2 separate regions of the Homo sapiens genome follow, and region 1 is linked to region 2. Evidence: chromatin contacts called from ENCODE Hi-C or POLR2A ChIA-PET data. All regions are on one chromosome and are shown on one strand. The core of a region is the stretch at or near the end of the contact, and the rest is flanking DNA. Distances in the headings are between cores, read along the strand shown.

Region 1 (3,544 bases), core at 144-2,643, 290 kb after region 2:
ATTAATCACCCCTGAGTTTTTCTCCCTAACAATTTTGGTCATGCAAAATCTCCAGAAGTCTTTGTGCCAAGTGTCTAACCCAACTCTATTTTGTATACCTCAAAATCCAATTCAAATTCAACTTTCTTCATATGATTTTTCTTTCCCACTCAGAATTAAAGTGATTTCTCCTTCTAGCAGTTAGATTGGCAAAAATAAAAACTATGATCCTGTCTACAATAGTTACCTCCACCCCTTTATGTTTATATAATATTACACCATTGACATCCTTTGCCCCACCTGTCATGGTACTTTGCTGAGCTATGTGTTTGTTTGCTTACTGTGTATTTCTGCCACTAGAATGGAAGTCTCATGATGGCAGGAACCTTGCCTGCTCTGATACTTTAAGGAGCATACCAAGCTCCTGAAATACTGCCGTGCACGTAGATGCTCACTAAATATTTTCTGAATGAACTATCAGTCAGTGTTAGTGAAGGTATTATAGTCAAACTCTTAAACTTTCTGGTGAGAATGTAAAAATTATTCAGAGGACAGTTTGTTAATACACATCAAATTTCATTATAAAATATAACAATTAAATATAAGAAATGTTTGTCAATAGAATAGAAATTATATCAATAGTAAGCTATACAGCCATCAGAAATGATGATATCCAACTATATTTACAGACACAAAAAAAGGTCCTTGACATATATTTAAAATTAAAAAGCAGAGTTTGCAATAGCATGTGTGATGGTTAATTTTAATATGTTAACTTGACTGGGCTACAAGGTGCCCAGATATTTGTTCAAACATAATTGTGGGTATTTCTGTAAGGATGTTTTTGGGTGTGATTAGCATTTAAATTGGTAGATTGAGTAAAAGAGATTGCCCACCCTAATGTAGGTGGGTCTCAACCAGTCATCCAAGAACTTGAACAAAAAGACTGCCCCTACCCCAAATAAAGAAGATTCTTCCAGACTGACTGCCTTTGAACTGGGACATTGACTTTTTCCTGCCTTTGATCTTGAACTGAAACATTGGCTCTTCCTTGAGCTTGCCAGCCTTCAGACTAAAACTATACTGTCAGCCCTATTGACTTTCAGGCCTTCAGACTCGAGCTGGAACTAAACCATCAGCTCTCTTGAATCTCTAGCTTGCCAACTCACTCTGGAGTGAGTGAGATATTGAAACTTGCCAAACTCTATTATCATGTGAGCCTATTACTTATAATAAATATCTTTCTGTGCATACATATACCTCCTATTGGTTCCATTTCTCTGGAGAACCCTGACTAGAACAGTGTATAGTAGGATCTCATTGTGCTAAAATATTAGAACTATGTAGATCTAGTTTCTGTAGTGTGCCCAGTTTGTTCATGCCTCCCTGTATTCATGCCTTTCTATGGTTCCTTTCACAATGACTCTAGGCTTAGTCATGCAACTTCCTTTTCACCAGTGAGACAATAGCAAACATGACTTAAGCAATGACTTGAAAAGTGCTTGCGTATTGGAGTTGCCTTTCTGCTGCTCTTGAAACCTGAGACAGCCTTGTGAACCAGACCAAGCAGCCTCGTGCAGCAAGAGAAGCCACTGAAGAAAGGATTTAGCTCTCCTACCCATGCTAGTCAAGACCCATCACCAGCTCACTGCCCACACAGGACCAAGCTCAGCTGAGGTTGAGGGGAGCTGCCCCCTCCCACTTCCCTCTCACATTCTGAACAGGCGACACCACCTCTGGGTGCATCTGACCCCTCATTCTCACTACTGAGCACCCATGGACTGAAACATGGTGGCACATTACTGCAAATCATGGGCAACTTAACACCACCATTCAACAGCTGCAGTCACCTGAGACTGGCCTGGACCAGAACTGACCAGCTGAACCCAGCCCAAATTGCAACCTTAATAATTGCAGACTATGCTGAATTTTTTTTATCTTGCCCAAATTCCTATCTAAGGGGTCTGGGGAGTCATACCCTACAAACTATAAATTCTCACCAGATGGGTTTTATTTAACCCTATATATCGTGACTTACTTTCCAAATCCAATATGGCATATAACACTATGTGACAAAGAAGAAAGTCAACATATTTTATCCCAAAACATGTTTCTTTGCCATATTTTAAAATGGTCCTGCAAAGCTGTCCTTTCTGGGTAAAAATGTACATTTGTAAAGAATCTCTATTAACATAGCTAGATCTTTTTCTTCCAGGCCTCCCAATCCTCAGGAGATTAAGTAGGAGTCTAACACCTTTTACAGGAAACATTTGTCATCTATTGTCTCTAAGGGCAGCCACTGTAAGACTTCAAAAGAACCCAGGTCTCCACAATCTTTTATTTTAACCTGAAGGTTTTCTTTCTATTGATCCCAGGTCTTTAGACAAACTCAACCAATTGTCAGTAGGAAAATGTTTAAATTTACCTATAGCCTGGAAGCCCCTCCCACTTTGAGTTGTCCTGCCTTTCTGAACCAATGTGTTTCTCAAATGTAATTTGATTGATGTCTCATGCCTCCCTAAAATGTATAAAACCAAGTTGCACCCCAACCACCTTGGGCACTTGTTCTCAGGACCTCCTGAGGGCTGTGTCACAGGCCATGGTCACTCATATTTGGCTCAGAATAAATCTTTTCAAACATTTTACAGAGTTTGAGTCTTTTTGTTGACAGAATCATTTATTAAATGGTTAGCATTTCAAGCCACTAAGCTTTGAGATGGTTTGTAATGAAGCAAAGACTAACTGATATGTTACTATAGAACAACAACAACTAAAAAAAAAAGCCTAGAAGGCTATATCCTAAATTGTTAATAGTGGTTACCTCTATGTAGAAATTACAGATGACTTCTGGTTCATTCTTTTTAGCATCTCTGCATACTGTTTATAATAAGTGCATATTATGTCTGCAAGCATAAAAAACAATTAAAATCCATTTCATTTTGAAAAATAATTTTTAAATTGATCTCTCCCTTCTTAGATTTCCTGCAGTAATTACTGTTTGCATGACTAATTCACCAATTAACCATGAAGTGTTTTGATATCAAAAACTGATATTTAAGGCTTTCATTGTTATTTGACTATGGCAATGGAACATGCAGTGATACTTTTTAAAAATGCTGTGTATCATCCATAGTTATTAAGCCTATGACTGGCATACAGCATGGAGCCACCAATGATATTATTTACTTTGATTTGAAATCACTGTTTTGTATTAACAAATAAGGCAGAGTAAAGAGTAGAATATCTGCAAGAAGAGGAGAGGTCCTGGCAATGGCAGTGTCCAAAATAAACCTGAGTTACCTGAAAACTCAACACCAAAGCATTTAGTGCCCACTTGCAACTGCCTATGCCCTGTGGTAAGAGTGGGGATTCCTGTGGCCATGCCACGATTCTCTGCTCAATGTCCAATTTCAAGCTTAATTCAGATTGATTTAAACATGCATATACATATCTACCAGAGAATTAAACAAACCATGGAAATTTAGAATACAAATTAAAATTTCTTCTAGAGACCTAATCTGGAAAAAGAATAGTATTTGAAAACTAGTAAAGCAAACAATGTAGA
Region 2 (3,501 bases), core at 951-3,450:
TCTATCTATCTATCTATCTATCTATCTCTTAGTATTCAAAATCTCAACCAAACAGAAAATGCATTTGTGACTTGAAGCAGACGGAGACACCCCCAGCCCCACCCACCTACTGATGTTGCTTCATTGGGAAGACAGGCAATGCAGGAGGAGTTCCAAATTACCACTCTGGGTTGAAAGGGTCTCAAAGTCAGGCACACAAATACAAAATAAAACATCTTTGCAAGTTATTGTCTGTTCAGAGTGCACAGCTAGGAGAAATGGAAAACAGGCATTCAGTCCTCTACTCCTCCTCCTCCTCCATCTGTCTTCCCCTTTATCAGTTGATTGGCCATGTCACCATGGCATCTAGGCTCTCTGCAGGATGAAGTAGGAGAATATGCTTATAAGGATGGAGAAGGCCTGCTTGTCCTTGCTTCCTTTGTGATCTGAGGAGAAAGAATGGCTCCACTGCCTGCAACTCCAACAGACAGAACAGAAATAATATCCAGGTAGACAAGAAATGAACAGTCAGCCCGTTAAGGTCAGGAAAAACCATCAAAGACAAGGCGTCAGATATTCATGGACCATACAGCATTCATGTGTCCTTCTGACATCACGAGTTCAAACAAGTGCTTTTCTTTTTCATCAAACTTTTAATTTTGAAATAATTGTAGATTTGAATGCATTTGTAAGAAGGAATACAGAAAGACCCTGAACCATTTACTCAGTTTTCCCAATGGTAACAACTTGCACGATGATAGTACAATATCACTACCAGGATATTGAAATTGATGTAATCCATCAACATATGTTGTGCTTTCAAAATCAGTTTAACTGCTTGAAAAAGTAGCATATCCACAGAAATACCTCAGGCTGGATAAACAGGCCTGAAGGGGACATGTTGTATATTTATGAACAGGCTGCTTTGTCTGGCTGAGGGAAGTGTGGCAGGCATGGGTAAATCATTGAATCATGGGTTCTTTGAACTGATCCAACTTCTCTCTCACTGACAGCACTTACTGTGGAGGAGGAACTTTTTTGCATTTTGTTTCAATTTAGGATTTCCTAAAATTAAGATGAGAGAGTGTCCAGAAGGGTATATACCAATCACAAGGATGAAGAACAGAAAGATGAACCTTCTGATGTGAAACTTTAGAGAAGAGAGAAAAACTTTTATCATGCAGTGGGAGAAGTAGAGGATCAGGAAGGACAGGATAGACAGCAACGCGCTGATGGGTGCACCCCTGCCAGGAACCCTGCTGCCGGCCACTGTGTTTCTCATTTGCCGGGTGTGCCTCCCCAGAGAGAAAATCAAGAGCAAAACAGCAAAAAGGAAGATAAGCAATGGCACTGAGAACTCAGCAACAAAAGAGAAAATCTGTATAGCCAGTGTATCTTCTTTTTGAATTGTGGCATTTTGGGAGAAAAATTTCCTTAGGAAGTATGGGACCATAAACCCTGCATATTTGCTATGGAAAACACAAATCATAGATACATATAGCAGAGACCCCAGGATCATCCATGGGACCAGCTTGGATATCCTCATCTTCAACCAGATGAAGAGTGGGTGACGGACGCTGGCAACCTTGGCACAATAGAAAACGCCGAGCCATGTGGCAAGCCAAAGTTCCAATTCATTTATAAATAAGAGAATTGCACAATTCGCAGAACACATGATGAATTCTATGAAGAAGATAACAATCACATTAACGTAGAAGATGAACAACTGCAGAAAAATTCTAGAAACTGCCAGACAAGAAAGAAGGAGATCCAGCGGAGCCATTTTTCTGTGCTTGATCAAGTCAATGCCATTCACCACCACAATGATGCCATTTGTGAAAATCCCAAGAAGAAATTGTATCACTGCAAGAAGAAAATAGATAATGAGGTGAGACTCTAGCATTTTAGGAATAAAAAATTATTTACTTAAAAAATAATGAAGTTATAAAGTTTTGGACAGGTTGGGTTGTTCACGCTCTTCAATTAGATCAGGACTCCTCTGGGGAAGAAGACTAACAATAAAGGCATGGGGCAGGAAGGTGGTGTACATTTGTTTATGTCACTGCTTTCTCTATTTAGTTCTGAGACAGTCAAATAAGGAGGAGATACTCTAGCATCAATTTGCTTCTTATTGATGGCTTTTGCATTTTACAGGTTTACCTAGCTTTCAAAGTCATCACAGGCAAATAATGGAATCAGACACCTTCAGACAGCTGGGAGAACAGCTCCTCCATAGTAATTAGCCAAAGATACTCAATTCTTCATCTCTACTATGAATAATTGATTTTGCCTACAGGTGTGATTCTACTTAATGTTATCGTGTACTCTTTAAAAATATACATTTTTGAAATTTTCACTTATGTTATGATGATATGGTACAACCAGCAACATAGGACTCCTGAGTAGTTCTCCAATATGCAATGGTTGAGCAATTCAAAACTATCTGTAAAATAGTTATAGAATAAAATATACATAATAAAAGTATCTCTAAGTATAAAATCAAAGTAATTAGGCTTGCACATACATGTGTACACCAGGTCAAAGGCCTAAAGAAAAGTAAGGTGTAATGAAATGAAGACAAGCACTCAGCACTGTTCACCCTGGTCAGCATCTGCAGAGTAATTCAGGGGTTAAAATCTTTTCTCTCTTATTTTTCCAAAATTATGAGAGTTTTATGACATGAGCTAGTTGTTCTAGTAGAAAAGTAAAGATAAAATAATACATGATTAAATTTGTTGCTTTCAGTCTGTAATGCACTATGAAAAATTAAGTTGGTATTTCTTAATATGTATACCGTGCTGCCTGTAATGCTGAAGTGGGTTTTCTCAGTCTTTACATTATTGACATTTTGGGCTACATAACTCTTTGTTAGGCACGGGCTGTCCTGTGCAATCTAGGAAATGCAGAATGTCTACCACATGCCTGTCCTCTACCCACCAGATACCCTCCCCAGGCTGTAACAGCCAAAATGTTTCGAGACATTGCCAAATGTTCAAGAGTGGCAGAACCACTATGACGGGACAAAGGTAGATAAAGTATAGTTTGTACCTTCCAGTTATCCCAAGACTAAAGGCAGAATGAGCCACATATATAATGTGATATAAAACTAAGTCCTCTCTCTCTCTTTAGAGACAGAGTCTTGCTTTGTCACCTAAGTTGCAGTGCAGTGGTATAATCACAGCTCACTGCAGCTTCAAATTCCTGGACTCAGGTAATCCTCCTGCCTCAGCCTTCTGAGTAGCTAGGACTATAGATATGCACCACCATGCCTGACTGCTTTTTAAAAATTTTTCATAGATATGGAGTCTTGCTACATAGCCCAGGCTAGCCTTAACCTCCCGACCTCAAGCAATTCTCCTGCCTCAGCCTCTTGAGGTATTAGGATTATAGGCATGAGCCACCACTCCCAGCCAAGTTAGTTCTTTAGACAATTCATCACCAGAGCACAAAGTGGGGACCAATTCAATAAACACTGGGGGAATTAAAGCTTCTCCAACTTAGCACTTAATCAAAAGGTACCTG

Evidence for each region. Hi-C counts contacts between places; a loop is a spot of excess contacts on that map. ChIA-PET counts read pairs that join two places held with the same protein, here RNA polymerase II (POLR2A).
Region 1: a map of mesothelial cell of epicardium shows a loop between it and region 2 (24-fold over the local background). The contact joins the enhancer-like site here to the promoter of TAS2R1 in region 2. A Hi-C loop is called at or near these places in 1 of 168 maps with a recorded cell type or tissue (mesothelial cell of epicardium). POLR2A ChIA-PET finds 5 or more read pairs at or near these places in 1 of 52 experiments (OCI-LY7).

The regions. Positions count from the first base shown.
Region 1 is chr5:9,923,343-9,926,886 of GRCh38, forward strand. No RefSeq gene overlaps it. Among named protein-coding and RNA genes, the nearest start is that of LINC02112, 21 kb to the left of the region's middle. Within about 2 kb of position 1,394, at least 3 of the 41 ENCODE cell types and tissues checked have a DNase peak (open chromatin) inside an H3K27ac peak, as active enhancers do.
Region 2 is chr5:9,628,151-9,631,651 of GRCh38, forward strand. It overlaps TAS2R1 (taste 2 receptor member 1), which reads right to left and starts at 2,201. Exons shown (of 1, transcript NM_019599.3): 1 at 1-2,201. The coding sequence starts at 1,882. The coding sequence ends at 983. LOC124900938 (a long non-coding RNA gene) reads left to right here and starts at 1,793. Exons shown (of 3, transcript XR_007058688.1): 1 at 1,793-1,867; 2 at 2,134-2,275.